Linked DNA regions of Homo sapiens: region 1 is linked to region 2. Evidence: chromatin loops called from intact Hi-C (ENCODE). Cell type or tissue: CD4-positive, alpha-beta T cell. All regions are shown on one strand. Links, peaks and the distances in the headings refer to the core of each region. The heading gives the core; the rest is flanking DNA.

Region 1 (10,314 bases), core at 1,351-9,350, 640 kb after region 2:
TTTGATATGCCATTAATAGCTCTGTGACTGGGGGAAATCACTGAGGTTTCTCTATCTAGATCAGTAATCGAAGGCTTTCAGCTCTAATTACATTAGTACTTCTCAAAGTGGGGCTTAGAGACACATATTTAGGGGAGAAGGAATTCGTGTGTTCTAAGAAAATAGTCCTGTTGATGTTTTGTTTAATTGTGTGTGTTTAATTAATATAAACATGCTTTAGATCACCTATGTAATTTTTTTTTTTTTTTTTTTTTTGAGACAGAGTCTCGCTCTGTCACCCAGGCTGGAGTGCCGGGGCATGATCTTGGCTCACAGCAACCTCTGCCTCCCGGGTTCAAGTGATTCTCCAGCCTCAGCCTCCTGAGTAGCTGGGGTTACAGGTGCCTGCCACCACGCCGGGCTAATTTTTGTATTTTTAGTAGAAACAGGGTTTCTCCACGTTGGTCAGGCTGGTCTCGAACTCCTGACCTCGTGATCCACCCACCTTGGCCTCCCAAAGTGCTGGGATTACAGGCGTGAGCCACCGCACCAGGCCCCACCTATGTAATTATAACCAGATACCGTCACATGATTTCAATCTTGAGATCAGTTTGTATGTACAGTTACATGTGTACCAAATAATATTACCCTAGCTGATGCTGGCAAGATTAATGAAAAAAGATGAGAGGTGGATTTTCATTTGTTTTTTGACACAGGGTCTCACTCTGTCGCCCAGGTTGAGTGCAGTGGCACAATCACGGCTCACTGCAGTCTCCACCTACCAAGCTCAAGTGATCCTCCCATGTCAGCCTCCTGAGTAGCTGAGACTACATACAGGCGCACACCACCACACCCAGTTAATTTTTTATTTCTTGGAGAGATAAGAGTCTTACTATGCTGCCCAGGCTGAGAGGTGGGTTTAAGTAACATCAAGGGTTCCACAGTAGTTCAAACAGAGAGTAATAGTTGGACAACTGACTGCATGTAATAGCAAAAGAATCTCCACCAATAAAGATAGTATCATATCAAAGTAGCATAGAGTTGAGTGTAAAGAAAACAAAATTTGTACTTATATACTGCCTCGTAAGTATTCCACAGGATGTGTAATGTACTTTATATATTTGTTTTAAAGTTGGGAGCTCTTGGCCGGGTGCGGTGGCTCACACCCGTAATCCCAGCACTTTGAGAGGCCGAGGCGGGCGGATCACAAGGTCAGGAGATAGAGACCATCCTGGCTAACATGGTGAAACCCCGTCTCTACTAATACAAAAAAAATCAGCCAGGCGTTGTAGCGGGTGCCTGTAGTCCCAGCTACTCGGGAGGCTGAGGCAGGAGAATGGTGTGAACCCGGGAGGCAGAGTTTGCAGTGAGCCGAGATAGCACCACTGCACTCCAGGCTGAGCGACAGAGTGAGACCCCGTCTCAAAAAAAAAAAGAAAAAAAGTTGGGAAAGTTGGGAGCTCTTATAGACACAAGGACTTCATCTACCTTTATGTTTGCAAATTTGCATGGTACCATTAAACAAGTTTAAGACTCAATAGTTTTTCCCTTAAAAACATACTACTCAGGGCTGGGCATGGTGGTTCATGCCTGTAATCCCAGCACTTTGGGAGGCCAGGCAGGCAGATCAATTGAGGCCAGGAGTTGAGACCAGCCTGGCCAACATGGCAAAAGCCCATCTCTACTAAAAATAAAAAATAAAAATAAATAAAAATAGCTGGGTGTGGTGGTGCACACCTGTAATTCCAGCTACTCAGGAGGGTGAGGCATGAGAATTGCCTAAACCCAGGAGGCGGAGGTTGCAACAAGCCAAGATCACGCCACTGCACTCCAGCCTGGGTGAGAGTGAGACTCTGTCTCAAAAAAAAAAAAAAAAAAAGATTTTACTATTACTCAGGGTTGAAAAATTCTGGATTAGGTAAATAAAGCACACAAATTGTTTAAAATCTCCATTCTGGCATCTGTCCCTCCTGCTGAATTATAAGGAAAGGTGGGAAATGAATTCTATTATCTATTGTAATTCCTACAATTATGACTAGGGTACAGTTGTATTAAATGAACAGAATTTTTAAAAAAGTCTGAGTCTCTGATTTAATTTATTTATTTATTTATTTATTTATTTATTTGAGACAGAGTCTCACTCTGTCACCCAGGCCAGAGTCCAATGGCGCAGTCTCGGCTCCCTGCAACCTCTGTCTCCCGGGTTCAAGCGATTCTCCTGCCTCAGCCTCCTGAGTAGCTGGGATTACAGGTGCCTGCCACCACACCTGGCTAATTTTTTGTATTTTTAGTAGAGACGGGGTTTCACCATGTTGGCCAGGATGGTCTCAACCTCTCGACCTCAGGTGATCTGCCCGCTTGGCCTCCCAAAGTGCTGGGATTACAGGCGTGAGCCACCGCGTCTGGCCGAGTCTCTGTAGTTTTTATAAGAAAGATATCAGCATATCAGCTCTCATGCCAGGCGCAGTGGCTCACACGTGTAATCCCAGCACCTTGGGAGGCCAAGGCGGGTGGGTCACCTGAGGTTGGGAGTTTGACACCAGCCTGGCCAACACTGCGAAACCCTGTCTCTACTAAAAGTTAGCCAGGCGTGGTGGCAGGCACCTGTAATCCCAGCTACTTGGGAGGGTGAGGCAGGAGAATCACTTGAACCTGGGAGGTGGAGGTTGCAGGGGACCAAAATCATCACTCTAGTCTGGGTGACAGAGCAAGACTGTTGTCTCAAAAAAAAAAAAAAAAAAAAAAAAAGATATCAGCTCTTGTGTCTAGTTATGTGCATACAGTTAAACAATTAACAGGAGGACAAACTTCTTTCTCTTTCTCAAACTTAGTACTGAATGTCATCCATAGAATTAAAGTTACTAGTTACTTGGCTGGACATGGTGGCTCATAACTGTAATCCCACCACTTTGGGAGGCCAAGGTGGGGGGATCACTTGAGGCCAGGGGTTCAAGACCAGCCTGGCCAACATGGAGAAACCCTGTCTCTACTAAAAATACAAAAATTAGCTGGGCGTGATGGCACATGCCTGTAATCCCAGCTACTTGGGAGGCTGAGGCACAAGAGTCACTTGAGTCTGGGAGGCGGAGATTGCAATGAGCTGAGATTGCACCAATGCACTCCAGCTACCCATGGGTGACAGAGCAAGACTCTGTCTCAAAAATTAAAATTAAAATTAAAAATAAAGCTAGTAGTTACTTATATTGAACAGAACCAAATCCCTCCTACATATAACCAAGCAAATGAGAAGTCCTCACCTTAAACTAAATTGTTTAGAAATTATGTATTAGGTTTTATATATCCCTGTTCTGGGTTTGGGGAAATACTGCATGATCTGATAGGTTTTTTCTTGGTTTATAAATTAAATCTATAGCAGTCTAGGCTAGAGCTAATAGTGATTTAGACTAGGATGGTAGAGGCAGAGATCATGAAAAGTGGCTAGCTCTTTAATATATTTAAAGGTGATGCCAAGAAAATGTATATGGGTAGGATATGGGGTAAGAGAATAAGGAGTATAGGATGACTCCCTAAATGTTTTTTTGTTATTGTTGTTCTTGTTTTGTTTTGTTTTTTTTTTTGAGACAGAGTCTCGCTGTGTCGCAAGACTGAAGTGCAGTGGCACGATCTCCTCTCACTGCAACCTCCACCTCCCGGGTTCAAGTGATTCTCCTGCCTCAGCCTCCCAAGTAGCTGGGATTACAGGTGCCCGCCAACATGCCGGGCTAATTTTTGTATTTTAACTAGAGTCGGGGTTTTCACCATGTTGGCCAAGCTGGTCTTGAACGCCTGACCTCAAATGATCCACCCACCTTGGCCTCCCAAAGTGCTGGGATTACAGGCCTGAGCCACTCTGCCCAGCCCTTAATGTTTTGCTTGAGCCAAACAGACACAGGAAAGACCAGGGGAGCAGGACTGAGAAGACATGTATGCGAAGAAAATCAATAATTTTCTTTTAGAAATACTGATTTTGAAATGCCCATTGAACAGCCAAATAAATACGTCAAGCTGAACAAATACGCAAGTCTGCGGAACAGAAGCAGAGGACAGATTTGTAAGTTTGGCAGCTATCTTATACAAACGGTACATAAAGACAAGAATGAGATCCTAGGGATTGAGCACAGATGGAAAAGAATCCAAAAGACTCAGCACTACTATAACACCCCAAAGTTCAGAGGTAAGAAGAATGAGGATCCAGCAAACAAGACTAAGGAGTAGTAGCCACTGAGATTTTGAGGGGAAGCAAGAAAGACTAAAACCCAGAGACTGAGAGAGAAAAGGGTATGAAGAAATGTCAAATATTCTTGGTATGCTAAATCATGTGAGAAATGAAAATACACTTTTTAAATTTATCAATTAGGGGCCAAGTGACCTTGACAAGAGATTTTAGGTGGAATAGACTAGAACTACATAAAAAGACTAGAAATTACATAAGACTAGAACTATGTAAGCAGGGAAAGCAAGTACAAACAACTCATTCAAGGCATCTGTGGCTCATGCCTGTAATCCCAGCACTTTGCAAGGCTGAGGCAGATGGACTGCTTAAGCCCAGGAGTTTGAGATCAGCCTGGACAACATGGTGAGACCCGTTTCTACAAAAAAATAAAAAACTAGCCAGGCATGGTGGTACGTGTCTATAGTCCCATCTACTTGGGGGGTTGAGGTGGGAAGATCATTTGAGCCCAGGAGGTGGAGGCTGCAGTGAGCTATTATTGCGCCCCTGCACTCCAACCTTGGCAACAGAATGAGACCCTACCTCAAGAAAAAAACAAAGAACAAAGCACTTTGTTCTAAAAAGATATAGAAACAGGATTGTAGCTGAATGCGGATGTGAATGGGGTTAAGAGATGTTTTCTGCAGGTTTTTTGTTGCTGTTATTAAGACAAAGCACGATAAAACATGTTTGCTGGTGCTGATAATCTAGTATGGAGAAAAAAATTAATGGTACATGATGAGAGTCTCCAAGAGGGGAAGGGAAATGGTGCATAAGCAAAAGAGTAGCTTTAATTATTTATTTATTTATTTTGAGACAAAGTCTCACTCTGTTGCCCAAGCTGGAACACATTGGCGTAATCTCAGCTCACTACAACCTCCACCTCCCAGGTTCAAGTGATTCTCCTGTCTCAGCCTCCCAAGTAGCTGGTACTACAGGCACACGCCACCATGCCCAGCTAATTTTTTTTGTATTTTTAGTAGAGACAGGGTTTCACTACGTTGGCCAGGCTGGTCTTGAACTCCTGACCTCAAGATCCGCCTGCCTTGGCCTCCCAAAATGCTGGGATTACAAGCGTGAGCCACCGCACCCAGCCGCTTTATTTTTCTAGCAATGATTAAATATTTTCAAGTGCTTTCTAAAAAATCAATTTTAAAGACCTTTCTATTCAGGATAATGACAAACATAATAAAGGCACATATGACAGTTTAACATAATTAGCTACTTTTATGCAGCACTTATATCTTTTAGTCTGCAAGTATATTATTAAATGATAGAAAACATCTAATACAACCATTTCTACAGAACTAGGAAATACATTTCTAAGAAAGATTTTACAGATGCCATCGTTTTGTTTTTTTGAGACAGGGTCTTACTCTGTCACCAGGCTGGAATGCAGCGGCATGATCATAGCTCACTGCAACCTCTACCTCCGGGGATCAAGGGATCCTCCCACCTCAGCCCCCACCACCCCCCATACCCCAGTAGCTGGGACTACAGGCATGCACCACTATGCCCAGCTAATTTTTTTTTTTTTTTTTGTAAAGACAGGGTCTCCCTCTGTTGCCCAAGCTGGTCTCAAACTCCTTGAGCTCAACCAATCCTCCCACCTGGACCCCCAAAGTGCTGAGATTATAGGCATGAGCCAATGCATTCAGCCTCCAAAACAAATGTTTAAAAAAAAAAAAAGGTAGGAGAGTAGACTGGCCAAGAGAAAGGAGTAGCATTGACTATTTGCTGCCAGTAGTGAGGGGCTTAAGTTATCTATCCAGAAGATAAGGAAGACCACTATATCATACTCAACCTCCACAATGTAACATACCTACAGGTCTGTATTTAATATTCTAAAAAGAACTTTCCTTATTCCATAATATGGACTAAATTGCATGCCCCTCAAAATCTGTATGTTGAAGTCCTAACCCCCAGTGTGACTGTATTTGGAGACTGGGCCTTTAGGGAGGTAAATTAAGGTCAAATGGGGTCATGAGGGTGGGGCCCTAATCTAGTAAGACTGATGTCCTCATAGGAAGAGCATGGACAACAGAGCTTGCTGGCACAGAGAAAGGCCATGTGAGGACACAGCAAGAAAGCCCTCAACAAACACCAACCCTGTTGGCACTCTGATCTTGGATTTCAAGCCTCCAGAACTGCGAAAAAAATCAATGTCTGTTGTTTAAGGCACCCAGTCTGTGGTATCTTGCTATGGCAACCCAAGCAGACTAATACAGTCCATAACAGAAAAAAATTTTTTAACAGTAATAACAAAAAACAAAAAGAAATTACCTCTGCCTGATCCCAACTTGATAGTTTTTTGGGAGTGGCACCAGGAGTCTGATCAGCTGTTTGATCCCAACGCCGTTTTCGTTTTGATGGAGGCTGGGACGCTGCTGCTCCATTGACGACTTTTAGTTCTCCAGCTTTAGCTTTTTCTGCTAGCTGTTGCCTAATTTCTCGCTGAAAAAAACAGTGAGTATTTACCTTTAAAATGCTTTCAATGTATTTTTCTACCATTAGCGCAATCACTTCCACTTAACATCCTATTTTATACTTTGCTCATTCTCTTTTCTATGTACTGGTGATCTCCTTTCTACGCTCGCTGGTTCCATAGTCTGTGCGTCTTTATTTCGTTTTACATAATGCCTTTCTAAACAAAAGATAAGCAAGTTCAGAATTCGTAACATAGCACACTGTAGTTTATATACTGGAGGTGAAGTAAAATCTTCAGTCAACAATGGAGAACCATAATGCTTCCACTGAAAAATAGGGTTTTCTTCAAAACTCATATAAATAGCAATTAAGACTATGGAACAAGATAGAAAAATGGTAAAAGATAAAAATAATAAAATTGTTTTATTTATACTGACAAATTATGTAAATATGCATAGTGATAATGGATGCACATTTAATTCACTCTGTACTGTTAAAATGGGGTTTTACCATCCCATTTAACTCATTCAACATATAAAATCTATTATATATTCATAATAGTAATGGAGGAGGCTGGGTACGGTGGCTCACACCTGTAATCCCAGCACTTTGAGAGGTTAAGGCGGGCAGATCACCTGAGGTCAGGAGTTCGAGACCAGCCTGGCCAACATAACGAAACCCCACCTCTACTAAAAAAAAAAAAAAAAAAAAGAAATATGAAAATTAGCCAGGCATGGCGGTGCACACCTGCAATCCCAGAAACTCGGGAGGCTGTGGCAGGAGAATCGCTTGGACCCAGGAGGCAGAGGGTGCGGTAAGCTGAAATCGCACCACTGCACTTCAGCCTGGGCAACAAAGGAAGACTCCACTCAAAACAAACAAACAAAAAGTAGGCAGTTATTAGACAAAATGGCATAATCTCTGTAGGCCAAAAGGAATTATTCAAAATTCTCCACTTACATCCAAACCGAAACTTACAGAATCTCACACTGAACTCTGACTTTTCCCTAACATACTGAGTTCAGATACACACCATCAACCTTCTCCACACAGAAACCACCCCTGTAATGGCCAGGCACAGTGGCTCACACCTGTAATCCCAGCACTTTGGCAGGCCGAGACAGGCAGATCACCTGAGGTCAGGAGTTTGAGACCAGCCTGGCCAACATGGTGAAACCCCATCTCTACTAAAAATACAAAAATTAGCTAGGCATGGTGACACACACTTGTGTTCCCAGCTACTCGGGAGGCTGAAGTGGGAGGATAACTTGAACCTGGGAAGCAGAGATTGCAGTGAGATGAGATCACGCCACTGCACTCTAGCCTGGATGACAGAGTGAGACTGTGTCCAAAAAAAAAAAAAAAAAAAAAAAAAAAAAATCCCTTGTGAGACACATACATACAAACATATACAGCCAAGGGGCCCAGGACTAGAAAAGGATATAGAAATGAAAAGTTTTACTTGGAAGGTGGTATAATTTGGGGGTAAGATTCTTTCTCAGTTAATTTTTATTAATACTATTATTTGTGCAGCAAATAGCAAAAAAGAAACCTAACAGTCTCTCAATCACAACTGTATTTATATTCTTTCACAACCATTAAAACAGGAGACAGGTTTACATACTTCTTCTTTAGTCAAGTGTTGTTCTCGCATTACATCCATGTAAGTCCTAGCATTCATTTTAGGATCAGGGGTTTTCCCTCCTGCAGAAAAGAACAGCAACAGGAAAAAGAGTACAATAAATAAAAAATAAGCAGGTTCAACTGATTTATCTGCCCTGCTCTAAATATTATGTTATTCCATAATCATTTAAATTATTTTTTGATGGAAAACTTTAATAATTATACATCTTACTTTTTATTGAGTTTGCTGATCAATTTAACCTGTTTGAACACAAACATCTACAGCAGTTTAAAACAAATATTTTAATGCATATAAAAACAAAATGACAGCACAGTTTAGAGTCTTCAGAAGTGATGGGTTCCTGGGTTGCTAATCCGGAATACGTACACTTTCGTGCCTTTGTCTCCATCAGCAGTTCTGACTTCAAGCAGCAGAATAGAAGCCTAGAAAATTATCTCTTTACCATTAGTAACACTTTGGAAAGATATTTATATTCAAAACATTACCTGTTGCAAGCTGTTAAAATCCTGACTACAAATAACTATGACTAGATAAGTTCTTCATACAGTGTTCTAAAACAATTGTAGTTTAGAAAATCTGATTTTAAAAATATACCTATAATCTTATTCTGATGTCACGTTACTAAAAAGGGCTTCATGCTTTAAGTTTTGTTGACCCAGAAAACATATTTTTATTTCTTAGAAAGCATAAATTAAAACTGGAAACATATTACTTTAAATATATTACTTCTACCAGTTATTATGATGCACACAGAAGCAACGTGGTGTACAAAGAGATGTGTCAGTCTCTTGGTTAAAGTTTCAGTATTTGCTTTTCAAACTTCAAAATATCTTACAGAAGCCCAAACAGTATATAACAAGATTCACAGAGGCACACTATGCTTTAGAAATGTGGTAACTAGCTATACAAGTAGTATAGCATCACAATTTAGGAAAAAATAATAAAATTCTAAGACATTTCCTATGCTGAAGATCATGCCCAATTGGTAGTGTCATTCTTTCTGACACTAGCTCTGATAAGACTTCCTTTGGAATACTTTTTCACCATAATCTAGAGAGGATGTGTTGAACTGCACCCTTAAGAATGCAGACAGGACTGGCATATAGCAGTACTGCTGTAGGAAAGAAATTAAGGACAGTTAGTATGGGCCTGTGAATTCTGGCATACATGTTTAAATCAATTACAATTATGCAAGTAAAAAAAGAATATCCCTACTAATTCATGCAGGCTGAAAAGTCTAGTATGTAAACCTGCAGCAGAATCTAATTTTAAGAAACAGGCACCTAATTTTGATTGTGAAACTCACTCACCTGAGGAAAGCTTCCATCAGGCTCACTATGCCCCTTGTGCTGACTTGCACACTAAAATTAGCAAAACAGACTCCAACTATTAAAAATATCAAACTCTTCGTATACATACTTTTGTTTTAACTTTAAGTATGCTTAGAGCAAAGTAGGTGCCTTTACTAAGCTATATTTAGAGCACTATGGGGGGAGCTCTAGTGTGAGAAACAGTTTCTCAAGGGTAACAATCCTAAAAATCTAGGATTTGGAATGAAAACTTTCAATAATTTGAAAGTATTTTGAGCAGAAAAATACATTTGATCCAAGTATAGAAAGCGTACCCAAAACAAAAGTAAAAGTAAAACCTTTAACCCTTTGCGTTTCTATGGCATTGGCTCATTTTTTTCTTGTCCTTCTACCTGGAAAGAAAACTTGCATTATAAAGATGAAGAATATGGCATCTGTGACTTCAACCACATCTATACAAATCTATAGTAAGGGGGATTTTTAAAAAGAAAAGCAAATTCAGAAGCATGCCAAAAAAAATCAAAGGGCTAAAGACAACTTAATACAAATAAATTTCTGAATACTTATAGAAAAGTGGGAAAGAATTACCATCTGCAAAAGGATCAAGACGCTCTGGGGAAATTATCATGGTCCGCCTATGCTTTTTGTATTCATCTTCCCGGTCTGCAATCTTTGGAGGTCTGTGCTCAGCAAATGGATCATACTGAAAAGAGGTATGTCTCACTTAATATCCACTTTATTAA
Region 2 (8,000 bases), core at 1-8,000:
AGTAACCACCACATAAATAAATCTTAATATAGATTTAGCTCCTGAAGGAATGAACTTTCAGCAAATCTTGAATGTTTTGCATTATGGCAAATTAAAATCAGGTGGCAAAAGCATCCATAATTAATGAAAATCATTTTAAAAATAAATAGGCCTAAGCAGGGAGAATTGTTGACCGTTAAAATGAATTTTATAAGACCTGTGTCAGCCTTTTACAACCAAAGCTTAGTAAGAATAACAAATATTAATATTAGTAATTATCATTTTTGCTATTATATCCACTTACTATATGTGCCAGGCACTGTTTTAAGTTCTTTATATTGATTCATTTAATTTTCACAATTATCTACAAAGTAGGTCCAATTATTATCTCCATTTTAGAGATCAAGAAACTGAGGCAGGAGGAGGTAGAATAATTTGTCACAGTGAGGCTGATAATTAACCCAGACAGTTCCAATCCAGAGGCTAGGCTCTTCACCACACTATTTATGCTTGACAAAGTCACGTGCCAGGACACTTACCAAGCGCATGCTTAAAACTACCAGATACAAATGCATTGTGTCCATTTAAGACACATAGGGCATGATTTTCTGGGTTTTTCAGCATCAAACGGAGACAGAAGCGATGATGTCGTACATCTTGGGAGTGCATGGTAACTTGATTGAAAATGTTCCAGAGCTGGGGTTTATTGACATTTTCCATTACCATTATCCTAAAATTGCAGGAAGAGGGTGAGGGAGAAAATAATGTAAAAATCTTCCTGATTTCTAAAAATGAAACCCTTCAGTGCTGTCCTACCAGCACTGAAATGTACCATCCTCCAACAAGGAAAAGCAGATAGTTTCAATCTATTTAAAGCAAAACTCTCCTACGCAATAAAAGATTTTTCCCAGAAAATGTTGCTTAAGTTAGTGTTTCTATATCTTATTTCTACTTTCAACAAAACTTTTAAACTAAAACAGGAGCAAGTGGTTTAGGTTTCACTTTTTCTCTCCTTGCCCACTATAGCTGCAGTACCGAATAACAATTCATAATATTTGCCAGGCATTGGCCGGGCACCGTGGCTCACGCCTGTAATCCCAGCAATTTGGGAGGCTGAGGCACCTGAGGTCGGGAGTTGGAGACCAGCCTGACCAACATGGAGAAACCCCGTCTCTACTAAAAATACAAAATGAGCTGGGCCTGGTGGCACACGCCTGTAATCCCAGCTACTTGGGAGGCTGAGGCAGGAGAATCGCTTGAACCTGGGAGGCGGAGGTTGCGGTGAGCCGAGACTGTGTCATTGCACTCCAGCCTGGGCAATAGGAGCAAAACTCCATCTCAAATAATAATAATAATTATAATAATAATAATTGCCAGGCATTATTAAAAAGGCATAACAACTCCTTTAACCTTCATCATAACCCTATGAGATGGCAGTATTATGATATCCTTTTATAAGTGGGAAGACTGTGGCACTAGAGATTACCTAACTAGCCTAAGGTCACGCAGCCAGTAGGCGTCAGGGCTGGGATTTGAACCCAGAAAGTCTGGTCCTAGAGTGCATCTTCTTATATACTGCCTCTGGGAATCACCAATTAACCAGTTTATTGTTTAATGGGAGAGCCAAAAGTAAAGTAGCTTCTAAATCAAAGTACATGTACTTACTCTATTAAAGAATCTAATTAAAATAAATAACTGGGAAATCACCTGATATAGTTGTATGCCTTTCTGAAATTTTTGTCCAGAATTGCAGCAGACAGACCAAAGTATTCTAGTTCTTTGCGTTTTTGCCTGTCATCATAAAATGAGTAATATTCCAATGAGGAATCTACAAGCAACTCAGCCTCTTGAAATCGGGATAGGTCACATAAGGAGTATATGGCCTTCAACAGAAGATTCCACCAGTCATCCTTTGTCAAGACGCTTGTGAGCACAGCAAATATTGCTAAAATGAGACCAATGAAAACCAGTTAGGACACTGTATTTCCAGAAATAGCAGTATTAGAAAAATTCACATCATCAATTTTAAGACAAGTTTAATAACCATGAGCCTAAATTGTTGCCAGTGCTCTCCGGACAAAGATGAGAAGGGGTAGTTGCTTGCTTACACTCCTTCAATACTATCCGCTTCTTCTCTGCCAGTTTAACAATCTGCATTCCCAGGCACCTGATTCGGACTTGGTCTCTACAAGTTCCAGCTAGTTCCATCTGCATTTCTCCTTGCTAGCTAAGATATATCTCCTCCAGGGTAGAACAAGTATACTTTCTATGACTGTAATCCCATAGGGAAGCAGTCCCCAACCTTTTTGGCACCAAGGACCAGTTTCATGCAAGGCAATTTTTCCATGGGCCAGGGCTAAGAAGGATGGTTTCAGGATAATTCAAGCACATTACATTTATTGTGCACTTTATTTCCATTATTATTGTTGTAATATATAATGAAATAATTGTACAACTCACCATAATGTAGAATCAGTGGGAGCCCTGAGCTTGTTTTCCTGCAACTAGACAGTACCATCTGGGGGTGATGGGAGACAGTGACAGATCATCAGGCATTCAATTCTCATAAGGAGCGTGCAACCTAGATCCCTCGCATGGGCAGTTTACAATAGGGTTTGCACTCCTATGAGAATCTAACGCTGCTGCTGATCTGACAGGAGGGGAAGCTCAGGTGGGAATGGTCGCTTGCCCACCCACTGCTCACCTCCTGCTGTGCGGCCCAGTCCCTAGCAGGCCACGGGCTGGTACCGGGGTTGGGGACCCCAGTGATAGAGGATTACGTACATACAGGCATTCAAATGTTTGCTCAGCAAAATACTTCAAATTCATACTTTGAGATTCAAGTTGTTCTTGATCTTTTTCTGATCTCAAGTCTCTTTAACAACCTCCTTCTCTTCCTTAGTTCTCTGTAAAAAGCCTCCCTTTGATAGCCCTTAAGGAATATCAAAAGCCATAAAAAATTTTACTGTCTTTGATCCAATAATTTTCCTTCTGAGAATCTATCCTAAACAAAATATGGACAAATCTGTATGTATGAAAATGCTTACTACATTACTGCTTATAAAACTGCCAAAAGTGACCATATGCCAAAAAATAAGAAAATGATTAAATTATGGAACCACTATCCAATGGAATACTACACATTCCTTAAATATAACTATGAAGAGAACAGAGCAACATGATAAAATGTCTATGAGAAAATGTAAAGTGAAAAGATCACAGTACAAAGTTGCATGTAACATAAAAAGGCTTAGTTCATCCTATCCTGGTACACCAGTGTAATGTGATCCTCACCATGATAAAATTTACAAAACAAAACAACAAAACCTTATGAGCCTAAGAAAAACTAACCATGGACCTCCAGTGAGGAATCACTGAAAGAAAACAGGCAGATCACACAGGGAGAAAAATACAACATAAGGAAACATGGTTAAAAACACAAGCTGCAGAGGTAGAATCTGTAGTCTTTTAAAGTTATATTACTTGAGACTAGGTCACAGCAACTTATTTTCAAAGAGTTTCTATGACTATTGCTACATTTGTTAAAAATTATTTCATAGAGAATGGAATATATATAAGTGAAGTCTGGACAAATCATCTATACTGTCATCTAATCTTCACAAATTTCTTAAAATATATTTTCTTTTTAAAAAGTCAAAGTTTTGTTTTACTTCTTTCACAGATCCAAGCAGATGCTTTCCTTTTAATTTTTTTTAATTTAAAGTATTTACATTTAGCCTTTCCTTTTTAACATCGAATGAGTTTATTACACTTGAGAGATTTAGATTGGAAAATTTCATTTTATTTGAAAAGTATATTTTCAATTAGATTGCTGTCCAGTGTTACTTCATGAGTCTTTTTCAATTCAGCCAAATTTTATATAACATAATGCAAATGAAGTTATTACCTTTTGCATCACAATTTGCTGACTCTTGGTCATTGCTGTCTGATATTTTGTCTCTCGATACTTTAATAAGATAAAGATGCCTCTCTCCAGACTTGGAACTGGATATCAAACAAACTTGGGCTCGATTCATTGCTACCTGAATTAAAGATGAAGATTTCAGATTCTTTAAACAATAACTGTTTTGTTTAGAGACAAAGTCTTGTTATGTTGGCTCAGGCTGGATTTGAACTCCTAAGCTCAAGTGATCCTCTCACCTTAGCCTCGCAAGTAGCTGGGACCACAGGCACATGCCACCATACCCAGCTCTAAACAATAATTTTTTAAAGAAAACCTATGGGTCACAGGTGCCACAAGACTGAAAGCTCCCTTAGTAAGAAAAAAGGAAACCAAATTACTATATTAAAAAACTAAAATTAGAATGAACTGACTTATTTTTCTCTTACCAAAGGAATTTTGGGTCACATTCCTCACCTCAGAAAGAAAAAAGGCAATTCACGTTAACATTATAACATGCATATACACACATCCCCAGAGATACACCCACAGAGCTACCTCCCTGCAAATAAGCTGGACTCGGAAAGAATATTAGATCTGGAAAATACTTTTGCAAAGTGAGTAATTTTGGCACATAGTACTGTCCACAGGGCCAATATCTGATAGACCATGGTGCTCACTTTTCTAAATATGTACTAGGGAAGATTTTCACTTAAGCTACTGTCAAGAACTTTCAGTCATATACCAATAACCTCTAGCTTTTTTGTTTTTATCTTTCATTTTTAAAAGTTTGAGTTTAATGAAGAAAAACAATTATAAAGTAGTATAATCTATGTTTAAATGAAATACTAAACATTTAAAAAGTCAACAAGGCTAACATAAAGAAAGATCATTACCCACCTTTAAAAGCATGGCTAACATAGTAAGTAAGGTATCCACATAACCATACATTTTGCCTTGTGAAAACAACAGAGTAGAACGATGAAGCAATAACTTCAGTTCCTAAACAAATAAGCACATGATGATGAGCCTAACAAGATTCCTTTTCTACAAATTGTTTTATTTGCATAGAAACATTTTTAAAAAAACAAACCATATTGCTTTATGGTCTTTCACAATAATTAAGAGCCAATATTTTAAAACTATAATTTGTAACCCAACCAGTGGCTGAAATCCAATACTTAAAATCATTTTTCAAAAACTTGAATACACTAAAATAAAATTTTGGATATAAGCTATAGAGACATCCTTAATGGAGGAGAAAGTTCTAAAATATAATATACCAAGAAAAACTTCCCTCTATGTGACATGGCCCACCTGCTGTGCAGCATTTGCATCCTGTGCTAAAGTATCTGGATCATACATTGGTTCCAGAGCTTCCAGAGCTTTCTCAGGCTGGCCCAGCTGCTGCTGAAGGGTAGAAAGTGAAATCCTTGCATCCAAATGGAGTGGGGCCAGATCAACCACCTTGCCATAGCTTTCAGCAGCTCGCTCCATATAGCCTAAGGCCTTTAAACATTCTAAGATGATGTTAAAATAAAGCAAAAGTATGAACTACAGATTTGTAAACTGGCCACAATTACTCTTCCATTTTAAAAGAAATATAGCAATATAAAAAATTATAACAAGAAATGAATGCGTATTTCTAGTACTTTAAAACTATCCCTAATCTCTATTAATCAATCGATCTAATAAATTTAAATTGCTAAGGAGTAATCAGTGTATACATATAATTTAGGGTTCTGCTTTATTCATTGAGCATTACATTTTAAACACTGTCTTCATTGGCATTTTGAATGGTTACATAATCAAACTGATTATGTAATTATATCATTTGCCATTTAGGTTGCTTTCAAATTTTTACTCTAATAAATAATACTGCAGTAAACATCTTCACATATATAAACCAGAGCACACAATCGGCAGACCAGTGTAACCCACAGGTATGTTTTATTAGCTCACAGTGCTTTTAAAAACTATTAACATCCTACATTTCTTAAAATTAGGATTTTAATAAAATCCAGGGTATTGGATTCTTTTGAAAGTTCTGTATTTGGCCACAGTGGGTGCCCCATTCCCACATGACACATCAGTCCATGCAGAGAAAGTGCCCTTTAGAAAGGCCTCCTCAGTTTCCACCTCTCCCTAGTATTCTCTCTCTCTCACTTCACTCATTTTTGTTACCTGCCAGGCTCCCAAGTTTTGTGATCCCCAATAGAAACTACCTCCTCTCATCCCACTCAATTAGTTCCTGAGTATAAGTTCTCAGAGTGAGGTTACTGGGCCCTATTTCTCAAACTTTACACCCAATCAGTCAATCAATCAATCAATACATGCGATCATTTGAACGTGAAAACAAGTCTCTGTGAGCATTTCTTCTTTCCATCCTTTTCGCTGCACTGTATCTCCTAAGTATTTTTACCTCCAGTTGCTTTTTCAAATCTCTCCTGACCATCATCTTTAGGTTAAATTTTGATAATAAAGGAAGAACATTAATATGGATGGATCATCACAGTGACATTTCTTACATTTTCTCATTTTTCACTTTAAAAACATTTTGTTATTTTGTTACTGAAATAACTGAATTCCTCTAATTATCTTTCTTATATACTGATCCCAAATTTCTTTATCATTTTTAGATGACTCTGAGATTTTATCTTTCATTCATCTCAAGCCACATGGGCTCAAAATGGAAACAGCATTGATCAGAATCATGATTAAATAGGATTTTTAAAGTATACACTATTAGTAACACAGGAGCAGTTTCAATATCACAGCCCTAAGTAGAAAGGCAATACAAACTAAGATATCCTGCTCATATCTTTAAAATTCAAATCTCACAAATAATGCAGCTTTTTACGATGGTATTACATTTGTATTCATATTTATTCATCTAAACAGAAAAGTGTTATCTTAATCATTAAGTGCTCTCTTTCCTAGCTCATATCTGTGATGTGAGTGCACTACTGCCCCAAAATGCCAATCAATGCTTCTCTAATTATAGAGTTCTGTCATCATATAATACTTAAGAGCCATTAGTTTTCTGCCATCACATAGTATTTGAAACCAAGACTATTCGATCTTTAATGCGTCTTTTATGTTGACTCAATAAGAAACCCTATTAGAATACTTTTTGCTTTCATGTAAGAGCCACTAGAGTTTTCTGCCATCACACAGTATTTGAAACCAAGACTATTCGATTTTTAATGCATCTTTTATGTTGACTCTATAAGAAATCCTATTAGAATACTTTTTGCTTTCATGTATTTCTTCAAAAGATTTAGTCATGTTTCTTAAGCTATTTTTTCCAGTCTAAATGATTCACTGCAGATTACTATGGACTTAGGCACAGTGTAATAAACGGCTGATAAAACCCAATTTTGAGTATGTGTGGCTCAAAGAGCATTGAAAAATATATTAATTTTTCCCAATATAACATATTAAATATAAATCTATAAAAACTCTTCAAAATTAGATTTTGCCCCAAGTCTGACAATCCTTTGCTAGAAACCAGACCCTATGGTTAAGAGAGGTTCAAGACAGGCATCTAAGGGAAATGTGAGTCCTTCAACTTCACTCTGGCATCATTAAGTAAATCATTCCTCCAAAGCATTAGTGATGGGGAAATCACTTAGTAGCCTAGCAAGACAATTTAAAATACTGACTTTCAAAAAACTCCCCTGAAACCAGAAACACTTGCACTATAATAATTATTACCATCTTGGGAAAGTAAGTTCTTGGCTGCTTATATGATTAAAACTTCTTCCTCCCACAAAAAAGTGTTACCTGCATGACGAAGCCAAACTACTGCAAGGTTGTATCTTTCAGAGCAAACAAGAGCACTGAGGAGGGGAAGTGCAGAATTATATTCACCAACATCCAGAAAAGCTTCAGCAACATCTAGGTATAGGTCTCCCATATCTTCAGGATTCTGTTCTACTAGTGTTGTCAAGAGAGGCTAGACCACAAATAAAAGCCCCAAGTTAAACATTCATTACAAACGTGCACATCTATCTATAGCTTTTTTTTTTTTTTTGAGATGAAGTCTCTCCCTGTCACCCACGCTGGAGTGCAGTGGCACAATCTTGGCTCACTGCAACCTCTGCTTGCTGGGTTCAAG

Evidence for each region. A loop is a pair of places that touch in the nucleus more often than their neighbours do. Peaks named below come from ENCODE experiments on the same cell type or tissue, not always from the same donor. Only the 100,000 strongest peaks of a DNase experiment are listed, where the experiment ranks them.
Region 1: a loop joins it to region 2, with 3 times the contacts of the local background. A loop is called at or near these places in 20 of 110 quality-filtered maps.

What each region holds. Positions count from the first base shown.
Region 1 is chr2:197,410,269-197,420,582 of GRCh38, forward strand. SF3B1 (splicing factor 3b subunit 1) reads right to left here. Exons shown (of 25, transcript NM_012433.4): 4 at 10,160-10,274; 5 at 8,241-8,320; 6 at 6,473-6,643. Among named protein-coding and RNA genes, the nearest start is that of SF3B1, 20 kb to the right of the region's middle. In CD4-positive, alpha-beta T cell, for the core only: no CTCF peak of the experiment used is centred there; no DNase peak of the experiment used is centred there.
Region 2 is chr2:196,771,230-196,779,229 of GRCh38, forward strand. GTF3C3 (general transcription factor IIIC subunit 3) reads right to left here. Exons shown (of 18, transcript NM_012086.5): 10 at 7,667-7,838; 11 at 5,198-5,400; 12 at 4,781-4,882; 13 at 3,887-4,022; 14 at 1,687-1,924; 15 at 519-709. Among named protein-coding and RNA genes, the nearest start is that of GTF3C3, 24 kb to the right of the region's middle. In CD4-positive, alpha-beta T cell, for the core only: no CTCF peak of the experiment used is centred there; no DNase peak of the experiment used is centred there.